2 separate regions of the Mus musculus genome follow, and region 1 is linked to region 2. A link is a loop called in an ENCODE intact Hi-C map of the cell type or tissue named here. Cell type or tissue: heart. All regions are shown on one strand.

Evidence for each region. Hi-C counts contacts between places; a loop is a spot of excess contacts. Peaks named below come from ENCODE experiments on the same cell type or tissue, not always from the same donor. Only the 100,000 strongest peaks of a DNase experiment are listed, where the experiment ranks them.
Region 1: it touches region 2 in a loop (2.5-fold over the local background); 3 of 42 quality-filtered maps call a loop at or near these places.

What each region holds. Positions count from the first base shown.
Region 1 is chr13:98,722,744-98,730,743 of GRCm38, reverse strand. Fcho2 (FCH domain only 2) reads left to right here. Exons shown (of 26, transcript NM_172591.3): 24 at 491-555; 25 at 4,519-4,683; 26 at 4,968-7,338. The coding sequence ends at 4,990. Among named protein-coding and RNA genes, the nearest start is that of Gm9465, 8.5 kb to the right of the region's middle. In heart, CTCF peaks have their summits at 876 (motif pointing right) and 4,100 (motif pointing left); no DNase peak of the experiment used is centred here.
Region 2 is chr13:99,320,560-99,328,559 of GRCm38, reverse strand. Ptcd2 (pentatricopeptide repeat domain 2) reads left to right here. Exons shown (of 10, transcript NM_026873.2): 8 at 1,848-1,922; 9 at 6,886-6,999. Among named protein-coding and RNA genes, the nearest start is that of Ptcd2, 20 kb to the left of the region's middle. In heart, no CTCF peak of the experiment used is centred here; DNase peaks (open chromatin) are centred at 4,729 and 5,429.

The DNA.
Region 1 (8,000 bases), 600 kb after region 2:
TGTTTGTCTCCAGCTGCAACAGTTCTAAGCTCTTAAGTTAACAATTGGGCTGCTGAGGTGGCATAGTGAGTGCGTTAAGTGATTGCCATGCAAACCTGATGACCTTAGTAAACCTGAGGACCCAGGTAGAGGAGATCCTCCAACTCCTGCACGTGCCAGTGGCAGGCCCGTTGCTATGACTGCATAGAATTTAAAGAACAGTATCCTAGTTAAGGCTTCCATTGCTGTGAACAGACGCCATGACCAAGGCAACTCCTAAAGGACAACATTAAATTAGGGCTGGCTTACAGGTTCAGAGGTTCAGTCCATATCATCAAGGCAGCCCTCCAGGTAGGCATGGCACTGGAGAAGGAGGAGAGAGTTCTACATCCTTTTCCGAACAGATACTATAGTTTTTACAATAAAAATATTTGAGGTGCATTTATTGAGTGTCCATTCATGTATTAGATACATAAGAGACTGAATTTGAAGATACTTGTTCTTATTACAGGAATGCAGAGCAAATGAAAGCTTTTTGGAAATTATCTGGGATTTCGGAGAAATCAGACAGTGGAGGTAAGGGTGTGTTCCCTCTGTGACTCTGCTGCCCCGCCCCCGGCCGTTTTTTCTACCTTTACTTATTATGTGTATGAGTGCATGCAGGTGTGATCACAGGACAGCTTGCAGTAGTCAGTCCTCTTTCTTCCACTTTGTGGGTCCTGAGGATGGAACTCAGGTTTTGAGGCTTGGTAAGGCATTGCTGAGACATCTTATCTTGCCTTCGGTTTTTGTTCTTGTTTTTGATTTTCTTTTCTTTTTTTTTTAAGGCTTATTCACTGGAAAGTTTCCTCTTGGATTTTCATGTTTCAATTCTAGAACTGACCACTAGGTGGAAGTTAATACCCTACATAAGAATGTACAAGCAGAGATTCAGATCAGTTTTTATTCTTCTCTGTAAGAAAAATAACATAATTGTATAACTGCAAGATAAATGCTTCTAGTTACATAAGAGAAATGCTTAGTAATAGAATTAAAAAAACAGAACAGAACAGAACTCTCCCCATAGATAGCTCAGATAATTGCAAGTGATTGAGCTTATTCTGATAGTGGGGTGCCTTTGCTTTCCCCTCTGCAGTTACATAGAAACATGACTTTGACAGAATGCTTGTCTGTCTGTCTGTCTTGCTGAGGGAGCCTTTCTGTTCATTCCTTTGGAGTTAACATTAATCTTCAGTGCTGTGTGGCAGTTTTAAGGAGAAACAAGTTTATTGTCTCCTACTGACTGCATCTGTCTGTGTTCACCATATGGCTAGTTATCACTCCAGTATCTCCTCTCAGATTGTATCTTTAAAACTAGTGTACAGTTTCCATGACAACCAGCTCCCTATAATGAGGTAATCCTGGTCTCTCTTAGTAAGAGAGAGCCCATCTTCTTAGTTAGCCTCCACTCATTCTTCTTACTGAGCAACTGCTTTAGCTCTTCCAGTTTTGTTCAGCTTTTTCATTTTGAATATTTTGAGAATATCAGTGGTTTTTCTTCTTTAGTATTTCTATACAAAGGACCATCAGCAACTCTGGATTGTCTCTTTATTTATATCTCTTATGCAGGATCAGATTTGCTCTAGAGAGATAACCAAGCTGGTCTGAAGTTCCTTCTGTTGTTCAGTACTTACAGGTAGCATTTTAGTCAGTAGCTTCAGTGACTTCTCTCCTACCATAGAATTTTTTGTAAACCACACTGAAATTTTTAACTTAGACTGAAAGTAAATCAGAAATCCTGTGTATTAGGCTTACAGCCAACCAGCAAGGAAAAGAGAATGTCTTGTTCCTCTATTTAAAAGGCATGTGATAATTGTAAATACACCAGAAAAGGAATTTGTTCTCTCAAAAACAAGATTCATGTATTCTCTTCACGTATTTAGTACTTTTCCTACTGTTATTCAGGTATAAAAAAGTCCTATGTGAGGAAATGGGAGAATTTTATATATGTGATTTTGATGTTGTCAGTTAAACCTTTACAAAGAAAGACCTAGATTCAAACCCTGTAACAAAGTTTCTCTTTTATCTCAGTGCCCAGGACAGGAGCAGGAGACAGTTGTAAAGCTTAAGGGGGGTGGGGGTGGGGGTGGGGCTGCTCCTCGAAGGCGCTGGCCGCGCGGCTTTACAAAGCTAAGTTATTGATCAAGTGTACGACTTGCAGAGCCTTGTGGATAATGGTTAAACATTCTGCACTGTGATGTGCATCACCAGGCATGAGAGTGGAGGGCAGACCAGTTACAATACTTTATTCCCTAGTTCTCTGTGGTGTTGAACTTTATATAGGGGGATTAAAATGTCTTACTGCTGCTACTGAGCAAGTCTGTCTACTTCCCCGAACAACCTTCCTAATGCTGAGACCTTTTAATACATTTCTTCATGTTGTAATGACCCCCAACCATAAAATTATTTTCATTGCTACTTCATAACTGTAATTTTTCTACTGTTATGAATCATAATGTAAATATCTGATACACAGGGTGTCTGATAGTCGACCCCTGTGAGAAGTTGTTTGACTCTCAATGGGATCATGGCACTCTGGTTGAGAAACCTTTTCCTAACCCAAGTTAAATGAGGTTAGAAACCCTTCTAGACTTCTCCTTTCTTTCCTTTTAAATAGTGTGTTCTTTGCCTTGGCCCTACTGCAGACCCTCTTTCCTGTCACCTAGAGCCTTGATAAAATGTTGTATTGCCTTGCAGTTGGTCTCCTTACTTTGCATCTATCGCCTCCCCTCTCTTCTAGGACATTAGTCTGAGATTGTCTTCCCTTGGGTGTTACCTTTGTTATGTCATAACTTTTGATTGTGGCCTGGTCCTCGCTACTATTCTAGTCTCATCTGCAAGTGTTCCCCACTTTGTCCTGTTCTCCAGATACTGTGGTATAGGTGTGGTTCTCTTAAGTCTGTTCTCACAGGTTTCTCTCCATCCCGGTGCCTTGTTCTGCCTAAAGTGCACCCCGGCATGCCCAGCGGTATATAATGTTCAGTAGAAACGTGTGTTTTCAGACACCATTTATCAGATTCATTAGTGTCACTGAGTGCCTACTTGTACTGTAATCAGAATGGGATACTATAGTGTGTAGTTCCTACTACCTTGCCTTACGCTCCACGTGGACCGCACTACCTGCCCTGCCAGGTTCCCTTGGATCCTTGGGACACACACACACACACACACACACACACACACACACACACACTCACACACACTAGCTTTTTTATATATACTTCAGCTCAGTGGCCGGGCTCTTTTAAGCTTCTCTCAGCTATCGCACCCTTCCTTTCACTCCCAGCTCAGCACCTTAAATCTGCCCTTAGTTGCCTTCCTAAACTCCTTCCTGCTACCGCAGGCCCAGTCAGGGAAGCAGCCAATGGCCATTCCACTGCAGATCTCACATGGCTGGTGTCTGTTTTCCCTCCAAAGCATGGTGACTCTCTAGTCCTCTCTCCTGTGTCTGCTAGCCTGCCAGTGGAAAACTTGCGTGTGTGCCCAGCTCATTGGCTGCTAGAATCTTTATTGATCAATGAACAGATTCTTGATGAAAACATCAGAACCACCTCCTACAGGATGCATTGAACAAATGACTATATCTGAAAGAAAGACTTACAGTATACCTAAGGGGTAATGTTGTATGAGTAAAATTTAAAAAGATGTGACCATCCATTTAGCTCGGTTGGTGAGAGAGAGCATGGTGCTAATAAGTAAAGACGAGTATGGAATAGTGAGGCTGATGCCGTCCTCCCATCCCTCCCTTTCATCCCCCTGGACTGCATGGTCTGGTATTCAGCACTCACTTCTCTTTACTTTGTCTTGTCCTGAGTCTGTCCCCAACGTGGACCCCCCAGTCCCAGCGTTTCCTGTGTGCTGTCCTCTGTGCCTTCCTTCATCTTTGTTGACTCACTTTAACATGAATGAATCACAGGCATCTATCTAAGTAGTATCCATCTTTGAACATTACTGTTAGGAAAAGGATAGATGAAGACTTCTTAGTGGGGACTGGTGAGATGGCTCAGCAGTTAACTGAGCTTACTTCTCAGCAACCACACGGTGGCTCATGACCATCTATAAAGGGATCTGATGCCCTCTTCTGGCATGTAGGTGTACATGCAGACAGCGCTTCTACATTTAACTGGGGAAAAAAAGATTATATAGTGCAAATTCCGGCTCACTGAATAAGATTTGATTTCAAACAGGACAATGGTTTGTTTACTACATGCATCTTAAGAATTTACCATTGGCTTAGTAAGTTTAGCTTAGACCAGTGGTTCTCAACCTATGTGTGGGTTGAGACCCATCTAGAGGTTGTATATCAGATATTTATATTATGATTTATAACAGTAGCAACAAAGGTAACTTTATGGTTGGGGGTCACCACAACATGAGGGCACCATGTTAAAGGGTTGAAGCATAGGGAGGTTGAGAACCGTTGGCTTAGATGCTCATTTAGCTTTATTTGGTGTGCAGTGTATTTTATCCATTATGAGGTCTTTCTTCTTTTCTTTGCAGGTTCTGGATCCCTCAGAGCAAAATTTGATCTTTCAGAAGGACCCAGCAAACCTACAACACTGGCAGTGCAATTCCTCAGTGAGGGCAATACGCTCTCAGGAGTGGATATTGAGCTTGTGGGTACTGGCTATAGACTTTCCTTAGTAAAGAAGCGCTTTGCCACTGGTAAGTAAGTGTGGGAACATGGAGAACACTGGTGCTCTAGCAGTTTATAATTTAAAAGCATGGAATATTCCCCCCCTCCACCTTACACAGACATGCACACACACACAAGTTGTCAGGTAGAGGCAGTCTTGATAGAGTGTTTTCTGTTATCAGCATAGATATGATTATAATGACTTGTCAGTGACAGGCTGGAACTAGAGTTCGGTGTCTGTAACCACAAAAAGCATTGTGGCCATTTGAGTATATTTGAAATTGTAATTAATGGTCTGCTTGGTGTTTTTTAGGACGATACTTGGCAGATTGTTGATGGACCCCGAATGCGGTTTTCTCAAGGGAATAGTGTGCACCTGCCACTCTGCCTCGCCTGTTCCTTCCAAACACTATTTTTACTTGTATGATGTCTTTCAAATTTGCTCTTTGAAAGCTGACTACAAACATTAACTTGCACTTTCAAAGTGTCATTGAAAGAAATAGCACTGAAATGACCTTGTACACAGTAAATGATCAAATGCAATATTCTGGAAGCACATTAATTCAAATTGTCACTAAAATGAAGTCTATTATCTTCAGTGTCTGTGTTCTTAAAAAGGTTAGAATGTAGTAACAAGCCTAACATTTCAGGAGAGCAAGCACAGAAGTTATTTAGCTTTCCATAAGTATTTAGACTCAGAGTTACCTTTGAAGTTTCGTAAGTTTTATGTTGAATAAATATAAACAGAACGTGAATTTTTAGGCTTTGAATGTTAACTCAGAGCTCAATCTAATTGAGTTATGTGCCATAAGGAAATCAGACCAGAGTCCAAGTTGTATGCAAACAAAAACCATCCCTATAATTTTATTCTCATAAGCATATTAATAAAGTGTAAATGGTGTTTTATATGATCTTTGAGATTCTCAAGTGCAATGTGTTTAAAATAAGCTTACAAAGGACTGCAGAACAACTTACTTCTGCGTTAATTAACTTTATAGAAGTTGTGATTGTTTTGATGAATTAATGCTGTAGATTTAATTTATTTTTATATGGACTACATAATGTGTGCCTTTTAAAACAATAACAAAAACCAGAAATGTGCCTCTCTAGTTTGTGTTAATTAATGTGCCTCACTTTCTCCTCACTCTGGATCTTGTATTCAGATTCATACAGTGCTCAAGCATATTTAAAAGATATTTGCAATTTTTAAAATACTTTTGGCTTGTAATTGAGAAGAAAATTCAAAATAACTAAAAGATAATTTATACTTAAAAATCCTGTCTCATTTCTTTAGTGATGTACCGTAGCCACTAGAAAAACAAATCAGCCTAATGGAATATGTTTACTGGGAATAAAATTACCTTTAGATATTCAACATTGACCTCATTATAAATGCGTGAAGCAGACAAGCTCTGAAACTGTGGTGATAAATTGGTAACTGGTATTTTAACTGTAATTTAGCATTTCCCTTGACCCTACTTATCAAAGAGAATTTACACATTATTGTGTTGTAAACACAAGTTTCCTAGCATTTTATAAATAATTTTTTGAAAAGATTCATTTTAGCAGTGAGAGAAGTACTGTCACTTGTTTTATTTTAACAATTAGAAAGTTGTCAGATTCCCATATGGTAAAAATAGGTCAAGTATGTGAAGTGGTGAAGGATTGGATTAAGAGATTCTGAAAATGAACTGTTCATACAGAGTAGTAGCTTTCTAGCAAATTCCGATTAACAAAAGAAATATATGTTTTAGACAAAGTTTCATAATTTACAAATGGGAATTTATGATAAATACCAACGTCTTTTTCATTTTTCATGGAAATGATAGCTTGTGTTATATCTGGTAAACCATTATATAAAACACTAATTTTGTTAATTTTGTTAAGCTTTACAGAAAATAATATCCCTATTACTAGACATTAATATAACGTCTTGCTATACTAAACACAGCAGAAATCTATTCCTTTTCACAGTATGTAATACAAAATGAGCATTTTATAGTCAGTGTTACTCCAATTCTAAATTTAGGTTTGACTTAGGTAGACATAAGACAATTTGATCTTTACTAACTAGCAAAATTAGAATTTCTAACTCTTATGTTCTTTAAAATGCCAGTTACAATTACACTTACTAAAATCTGACTAAATCTGCTTTTATTGGGCAGTTGATGCTTTAGTATTTGAAGTTTGACACTGCTGCAATGTCTGTTTTTAATCAGGTGTTACCTTGAGATGTTAAACTGCTTGGAATGGTTAACCTTGTGCACTTTCTTAATCCCCATAGCCTTTATACTGAGTGTCAACATGCAAGTTTATATTGGGTACAGGTTACAATTTTAAAGCCATATGAGTTTATAGTGATTCTTTTTTCCATTTAAAAATTCACTAATGTTAAAAAAAATTTAAAAAAAGAGGCCCAGTAGATTCAGTGGGAGACTATCTTATCTAGCAAGCTGGTTCTTGCTTGTGTACAGTGATAACTTTGTAGCTGCTTCTTTAACTAAGAATTTGTAAACACAGAACTCTTAACACATGTGAGCTTTTAAGGATCGTTATTTACTACTTTGGGTTGTAATTAGAGCACATCTATCTTCCAAAATTTTGTAAATATTTTTGATTTTTTTCATAACATGTAAATATTACATAAAAGTTGTATTCCTAATAAACATGTAATATATAATTTAGCAATTGACTTTGTGCCTTTGTGTCCCTTTTAATAGATGATAGATGTTAGGACAGTCAAGCAGAGGAAGGAGATTGACTTTTCACAAGTTGGAAGTTTAGCTGGCTGGGGTCTTGCCTTGAGGTCAACACTCCCTTTATCCCAGTTAGTATCAGGTTCTCCTTAAACTTTTCATCTCCTAGATAAACACTGGGCCTGGCCAAGCTCCTGATGCTTCTCACATTGAAGGCTTGGTCGGCTTCCTTGCTCAGCTCGTTTGTTTTCATTATAGATATGCAGATGATCTCTTCGATCATTAATAGCCACACAATAGAGTCAATATTCTAGGCTGTCCTGAAATCTGTGCCAATGCAATTAATCCAAAAGTTTTCAATTTAGTCTCAAGCAGACTTTTAGGACAGGGCAAAAAACAGCCACCATTTTTGCCAAACTATAGTCTCTAGGCCACTTACTCCTCTCTGGAATTTCTTGAGCTGGTCCCCCACAGTTCAAATCACCCTCTGTACTGTTTTCCACTTTCCAACCAGTATGGCCCATTAAGCCCTGTTTAAAAGTGTTCAACTGCTTTCTTAATTCAAAGCCCAAAGTCCACATTCTACCAACAACTAGCACAGTCAGGCTTGTCACAGCAGTACCCTACTTCTTTGTCTTATTCACTGCTCT
Region 2 (8,000 bases):
GCTGGAAGAAGGGCAGTGCCTTGTACTGATTCTCTGGACGGAGTACAGTGTTTTTCTGTAGGTGGTTTGCTCAGATTGTAGATAACTGGGTGTCAGCCAGGGAGGCAACTTGGTGGGAGGCTCTCTCTTGTGTCCCCTGTATGTCCTTACTAGCTACTCTGCCTCACTAACTCAAAGGCCCTGAGAAACCATGTACACCTTACCTTTTACCTTGAATTTTGGCAAGTTGGGTGGAAATGCTGCTCTGAACGAGGCTTAGCACAGCCTCAGCTTGCCTCAGGTCACCGTTGCAGGTCTTCCCTGTCCCATGTCTTCTCTGCTGGCCACTCCAAAGCCATGTTGTTACTTAGTTTTCTCAATCTAATTCCTGTGACAGCAGCTGCTGATGGTGAAGTTGACGTGTTTTCTTTCTTCATCTCCTTCATGGAATTTTAGTGGCTACAATACCTTTATTGGTATTTGCTTTTCTTGTAAATATGCCCAGTTTATTGGCTTTAAGGAGGAAATAGAGTGGCTTTAAGGAGGAAATAGAGGCGAAGAGATGGACCTTTGAAATCGTGCTCTTCTGTGCCGTTGTGTAGCGATTCCTTCCTTCCCAGGTGAGTAGTTCTCCTCCCACACTGTTCTGTGGTCCCAGCTGTAGGACCAGCTGTTTTATTGCCGTTAGTTACCATGGCGTGCTGTTCTCCCAGCTCTCTCTGCTTTGCCTGCAACGTGTCTATATGTGGAGTTCTTCAAACAAACTACAGAACCTGAGTTCTCGGTGGCTTAAGTTGTTTTATTGCAGTTTTGCCAGACTTAGCATTTTGAGATGGCCCTTGCTTTCCTTGAGTTTTTTGTTTTATTTTTGAGCCCTGGTCTTCTGTTACACATCTTGCCCGCTGCTGTGAAGTCTGCCCAATTTCATTTTACGGCTGACAGACGTGAACTTGTTCTTGTTCCTCATTTTGTCCTCTGTCTCCATGAGCACAGCCTCTTCCTGGAGTCCCCTCCACTGATTATTCTCTCGGTTTGTTTGCTATGTCCTTTTTCCCTCTTCTACTTTCAAAACTCTTTCTTTACACGGTCCTTTCTCTGGTTCTCTTTTGATTACTCATCACTCAAAACTGAATATCTTTTAGAAACCATTGGCAGGGAAGTGACATCCGTGGGACAGAAACACGGGAGTCCTAGTGTAGACAGGCAGCCTTTCCTTTGTGTAACAACTCCGCACTGTAACCTGTGGTCCTGCTGGTGATGCCCACACTTGTTTTCCTGATCTGTGGCTACCTCTCTGCTGCCTCCCACAAATACAACTTAGCCATGAACCTGCTCCTCCTCCCATCTGTGCCTCCTTAGGGATCCGTATTTGCCCCTTACAAGTCGCAAAGTCCCAGTCACTGTGGGAAGGCACTTAGGTCATGGAGTTTAGGTTGTACTGGTGGAGTCCCTTTCTGTAACGTGCAGGTCCTCTGCCTGCGTCTTCCTCAGCCTTGCTGAGCTCCACCTCCAAGGGTTCTGACAGTGTGCCGCTTCTTCAGGGATTTGAAGCATCACTGTTCTCATTATACCAATGATGAGGCTTGCTTTGTTTTCTTCAGAGCTGGCTCCAGTAGGAGAAGGGAGAATGCCAGTTTAATGCCTCCATCTTAAAACGTAGGCTCAGAGAGACTGCTAAAATATAGGGCGCCATGTCGCTGGGTAAAACTCTATAGTGTTTGTTTAATTTTGATTATTACAAAACTCCCATTGTTAGTTTAAACCCATGAGGCCCGTGTGTAGGAGCCCCTGCTTTCTTAGGTGACCTGCAGGGGACAGAGTGACAGTGTATGCTTTGGAGTATGACTTTTTGTCATTTTTCTTTCCAGAACCAGTTGAAAAACGCTGTGTCCATTTTTTCTCAAATCGTGAATCCAGAAAGCATAGTGTGTATTAACTTAAATGTAAGTGATTTCCTTATAGTTGGTGAGTTGAGATGTGGTCAAATACCTACTGTTTTTGTCTGTGCAGTGACCTGATTGCCCAGTGTCGTCATTCTGGTCAGAACAATAGTCGTTTACCAAGCTCCATTCTGGGAAGAACCACTCCTGTGACAGAAGTCATCACCACAGGGCTTCCAGGAGTTTATGAAGGGTGTGTGTGTGAGTGCATGTGTGTTTGTGTGTGTGTGCCTGTGTTTGTGTGTGTGTGTGTGTTTGTGTGTATGTGTGCCTGTGTTTGTGTGTATGTGTGTGTGTGCGTGTGTGCGTGTGCCTGTGTTTGTGTGTGTGTGTGTGCGTGCGTGTGTGTGTGTGTGCGTGCGTGTGTGTGTGTATGTGTGCCTGTGTTTGTGTGTATGTGTGTGTGTGCGTGTGTGCGTGTGCGTGTGTGTGCGCGTGTGTGTGTGTGTGTGTGTGTGCGTGTGTGTGTGTGCGTGCGTGTGTGCGCGCGTTGAACGTGTGAGACACATGTGAGAAGGCTGTAGATTAAGAAGGCATGGCTGGACCTACACAGTTCTTTCCCAGGCCCTGGATGAAGCCTGTGCTAATTGCATCCCGTCTGTGACAGCTAACTCGTGGCACGCCTGTGACTGGTATGCTAGTTTGCTTGCTGTGCAGTCAGTAGGCATGGAGGAGACATTATCTATTTAATTCCTGTCACACTATCAGCCTGATGAGGGACATCTACCCAGTGGCTTATCTGGGCTTCTGTGCCACCTGTGTGGGGCCTTATTAGGGACTGTACTCATCCAGCAAAGACATGAAACATTTGAGCAGGAAATGACAATTTTTCTCCCAGAACTCTGGGAGCAAACTGTCACTATCCCTGGTTTTAGAACAGGGAATCAACTAAGGCATTTTGAGCCACTGGAAATGAGGACTGCTTTGCCATTACAGAGAGTGCATCCTCCAGCCGGCCGGCCCAGTTGATCCTTGCCTGAGTGTTGAGTACGTGTGTGCTGTGCGGAGTTGTGTAAGGCAAGCTCCCGACTTTTTCTTGTTTTATTTCTTCTCTGTGTGCATCATGTGTATTCCCAGTGCCTGCAGAGGTCAGCCAGCAGGGCATGTTTCAGTCTGAACCCCAGAGGCCTCCTTCACTCTCTCCAGCTCCTGGGGCTCCACTTCAGCTCCGCAGCCAGCCTGTCTCCAGGCACCCACTGCATGGCTGTAGCTGGCACAGATCGCCCGGGAGCCTCCCTGTTTGTTTCTAGTCTGAGAGTGTATTCTTCAGCCTAGCCCCTGGATTGCTTTAGGAGACCGCAGATGTTGAGAGTTGGAACTTGAAGAGTTTGAGATGGCTCATTGATTAAGCACACTTGTAGCTCTATCATGGGCTCCACATTTGACTCCTAGTACCCCCAGGGTAGCTCCAGCTCTAGGGGGATCCGATGTCCTCTTCTGACCTGTGTCGCCAGGTTCCCACAGTTAAGTAGACAGCAGACTGTAAAGCCCAGGGTCTTTCACTTCTCCAGAAAGGTGAGACTATGAAACTAGGAAGGCTGTGTCTGTCATCCGGGCCTGGGACTCACTCACTACATCTGGCAGTCGTGGAAAGATCATGGGACTGACTAGCATGATCCGCTACAGGTGGCCCATTCTGTGGGTTTCAGCTGCTGTTCATACCTGTCTCTTGCAGTTGTTAACAAAAACATAGTAATTAACTTTTTCACAGTCAGACAGTGTTTTGGTAGGAATATACCTTAAGCCTGCTGAGAGGGAGAAGAAATGTCTTAGTTAGGGTTTTACTGCTGTAAACAGACACCATGACCAAGGCAAGTCTTATAAAGGATAACATTTAGCTAGCGCTGGCTTACAGGTTCAGAGGTTCAGTCCATTATCATCAAGGCAAGAACATGGCAGCATCCAGGCAGGCATGGTGCAGGAGGAGCTGAGAGTTCTACATCTTCATCTAAAGGCTGCTAGGAGAATACTGGCTTCCAGGCAGCTAGGATGAGGGTCTTAAAGCCCACACCCACAATGACACACCCACTCCAACAAGGCCACACCTCCTAATAGTGCCACTCCCTGGGCCGAGCATACACAAACCATCACAAAAGTCAAGCCTTGGGTTGGAGTCTGCACATGCAAAGCAGCATCTGCCCTCTGATGTGGAGGAAAGCCGCCGGCCGGCGTGGGAGTAGCATCGGCAGCATGGGAGTAGCATCGGCATGTGTGGTTAAGGACCACACATAAGGAACTTGAATTGATGTAAACTTCCATCTATCCTCTGTGTGAATGCAGTCAAGGAATTCTCTACTCTCGGGAAGCTTTATTAAAACGCTCTTAATCTTTAAGAAATCCCACTTGGAAACTCCAGATGTCCAATCTGAGTTCCTCATGTTGCATTATAAACCTGCTTCACCATCCTCCTGGGTTGATAAGGAAGAGACAGCTGACATTCACTGGGGAGGCTTGGCTTGCTCTTTTGAATGACAAACTGGCCTCAGCTTTCCCAAGGTTGTCACCTCCTTGGAATCTGTAAACAGTTTGTTAGCCTGACAAAAGGCTGTCCAGAGAGAGCGCAGTCAGTATCAGCAAATACAGATGGGGGCTCTCTTTTGTTTGGTCTGTTTTAAAAATGGGTGTGTTATATTACAATATGTTGCTTCTAATCCCTGAATTAGAGTTTGAACTTACATAACCCACCCACCCCCAACAGAATTTTATATCTGACTTGCATCTGCTGCCTCTATGACCCAGAGGGCCTGGTTCCTTATTTTCCCAGCTGGTACTTGCCACATCCTGCATTAATTTAGCCTATGATCTCATCGGGACACACGCATGTTCACTCCCCTGTCAGTCTCAAGAGAACCACAGGCCTTCTGAGCAATGCCACTTGACATCACAGATGAGTTCCCACTGCAGATACATCTGAAAGCCGCGAGGCCAGGGTGGGGCACTCTGTGATTGCATTTGGATATCTATCATCTCTCCAGAAAGCTGGCACACGACTTTAGAGACTCATTTGGAAGACAGTTTACCTTGCAGAGGTGCTGACAAGTGGCTAGCCTGCCCACTGCACTCGTGTGTGTGCTAAGACAGGTTAGGCCTTTAATACCGTGAAGTTCTTGGGGACCAAAATAGCCCTCCCCCGATGAGCTGCTTGGCTTGAGGTTTGCTTCTGTCTCTCAGGAGTCTGTTTATTGGAGGCTTGACCCTTACTGTGGTGGGAATGAGGTAGGAGACCTCTAAGAGGCAGCGCCTACATGAGGCTCCCTCCTTATGTGAGGAGCGGTTGGCAGTTAATGGTGTTTGGAAGAGGCAGAGGCTCTTCTCTTGAGGAAGTGTAGCCAGTGACATATTATATAAGCCACATACTTGTAGAAAGGCGTGTTGGGAAGAGGCAGGGTTCCAGAGGGAGTGGTAGGGGAGAAGGGAATGGAAGGCTCGACGTGGCCAAGAGTCATTATATACATGTGTGAGATATTTAGAGGGTGGCACCGAGGTCACAGGGGTGTGCTCTCAGGAGGGAGGAAGCCTTGCCAGGCCCCACCATCTGCCCTATACGGGCTTGAACACCTTCCCGAGCCGAGCTCAGGCTAGCTCCATGGCCTGCACCTCCAGCACCTTCCCGAGCCGAGCTCAGGCTAGCTCCATGGCCTGAACCTCCAGCACCTTCCCGAGCCGAGCTCAGGCTAGCTCCATGGCCTGCACCTCCAGCACCTTCCCGAGCCGAGCTCAGGCTAGCTCCATGGCCTGCACTCCAGCACCTTCCCGAGCCGAGCTCAGGCTAGCTCCATGGCCTGCACCTCCAGCACCTTCCCGAGCCGAGCTCAGGCTAGCTCCATGGCCTGCACTCCAGCACCTTCCCGAGCCGAGCTCAGGCTAGCTCCATGGCCTGCACCTCCAGCACCTTCCCGAGCCGAGCTCAGACTAGCTCCATGGCCTGCACCTCCAGCACCTTCCCGAGCCGAGCTCAGGCTAGCTCCATGGCCTGCACCTCCAGCACTTGGAGTGAATGAGCTTCCCCCCTTCTGAAGCATCGGTTCTGTTACGACAGTAAAGATGCAAATATCCCAGCACACAGGCAAGACTGAAGAAGGGGGAAACAAAATGGCTAGTGTAGGGTGGAAGGGTAACACTGCCTCTCACAAGGACCCCGGCTTCAAAAGCGGTTATTCCTTTTGCTTTAATAATTTCATCAAGTCCAAGAAATTGCCAGGTTTTTATTTTAATGTACACATCAGTCATATAAAACAACATGGTTTATTTCCATGATTAATTGCTATGCATTCATTCAATATGATGTTTTTTTCCAATTATTTCTTGTGTTACACATTATTTAGTAGCTGACAAAGGAAAGATCCAATTTTACAGAAAATACATTTTGAAGATAACATCAAATTATAAACAGTGATTAACATTGGTTGATGAATTCTCAGTTATTCTCATTTTTAAAACCTTTTCTCCTGTGTCTCACATTGTCCTAGTGAGTACTGATAATTACAGGTGAAATGAGCCTTGCTTTTCCATGTGCTGTGTGTGTCGGGCTGATAGGAATTCGTTAGCAATGTCATTTTGAAAACTTGGTGCCTAGTTTTGAAGGGTCTTTAATGGGTACAGTGTAAGTAGGCTTCACTGAGACATCAGCCAGGGTTTAAAGTTGGGGTATTTATTTTGTTTTCTTGTGTGTGTGTGTGTGTGTGTGTGTGTGTGTGTGTGTGTGTGTTTTCTTTTGTGGAATTCAGGAATCAAACTCAAGACTGGTGTATGAAGCACCTCTGATATGAGCTTCCTCTCTAGTCCCACTATGGCGATGTCATTATCTATATTAAAGTACATTTTGGCTGATGAGTGTACATGCAAAGCACTTAAAAAACATGTATATGCTAACGAATTAGGGAATAGTATTTAAAAGGGGTGCCTGTCAGCTCAGGCGTACCTCAGCATTGAAATGCCAGCTCAGTCTTCTCTGGTTTTTATTCAGATCTTGATCCACATCCAGTCAAATATGTTGGAAAGCCTGTTAAAGATCTTAGAGGACTCTCTTGACACAAATTTATCGAAATTTGTAAGAAGACACACATTCTCAGAGGAAGTGGTAAGTGTGCCAACGCTGCAGGTGACACCGAGTGCAAGCTCACGTGCTCACCTGGTGTTCCGGTCCCGAGACCACCTGTGCAGCAAGAGGCCAGACACAGCAGTCTCTCTTGCGTGGCTTTTGGACTTCTCAGGTCCCTCCCATGTTGCTCTCTCCCTGTACTATTCTATAGGTCCCTTCCCTCCTCTGAATAATGACTTCACACCTTTTCAGTTTTCTCTCAAGTATCCATACCTTTCCCTTGCTCCTCGCTCTCAGGTAACCCTTGCTTCCTTTGGTGGGAGGAAATAGAAGCAAACTGAAGAAAGCGACTAGCACACTATCAGCCATTCAGATTTTGAGCTGACCCATTTTTGCAGGGTTAGTGATGGACCTGAGGCTGCTGTTGAGAGCTCTGGTCCATATAATAGACCTGTCAGTGGCCTCCTTGGCATGTCCACCCCAATGTTTCACCTCCAGAATAGAATTATGGATCGTTCATCCAATTTTGGATCTCCCTCTCCTCCCCATAACACTCCCTCTCAGTGTCCATCGTCACGTTGCTAAGACCCAAGTTAGGAGGGTGACATTGATCCCCTTCCTTCAGCTCCTTAGAGGGAGTCCTTCACTGTCACCCCACAGTGTGCCCCATGTGCAGTCACCTCCGCATCTCCTGTGCTTCTCCCAGTCCCAGTCACCGTTTGTTCTCTGGGCTTATTCTCTGTGCAGCTTGTGAAGTCTCCATCAGACAGTCACCCTCGCCATCCCTGTGGCTTTTAGGTGAATCCCAAGCACCATTCTGTGCACTGCGTGAAGCCCTGTATAACCTACCCCACTCACTGCCCTTGCTCTCTGTGTAACCTGTCCCACCTATTGCCCTTACTCCCTGTATAACCTGCCCCACCCACCGCCCTTACTCCCTGTATAACCTGCCCCACCCACCGCCCTTACTGTATTTTATGGATGCTGTTGGCCTCTGACCTCCCCGCTTATGTCTCATTGTAAAACGTGTGCTGTTTTGA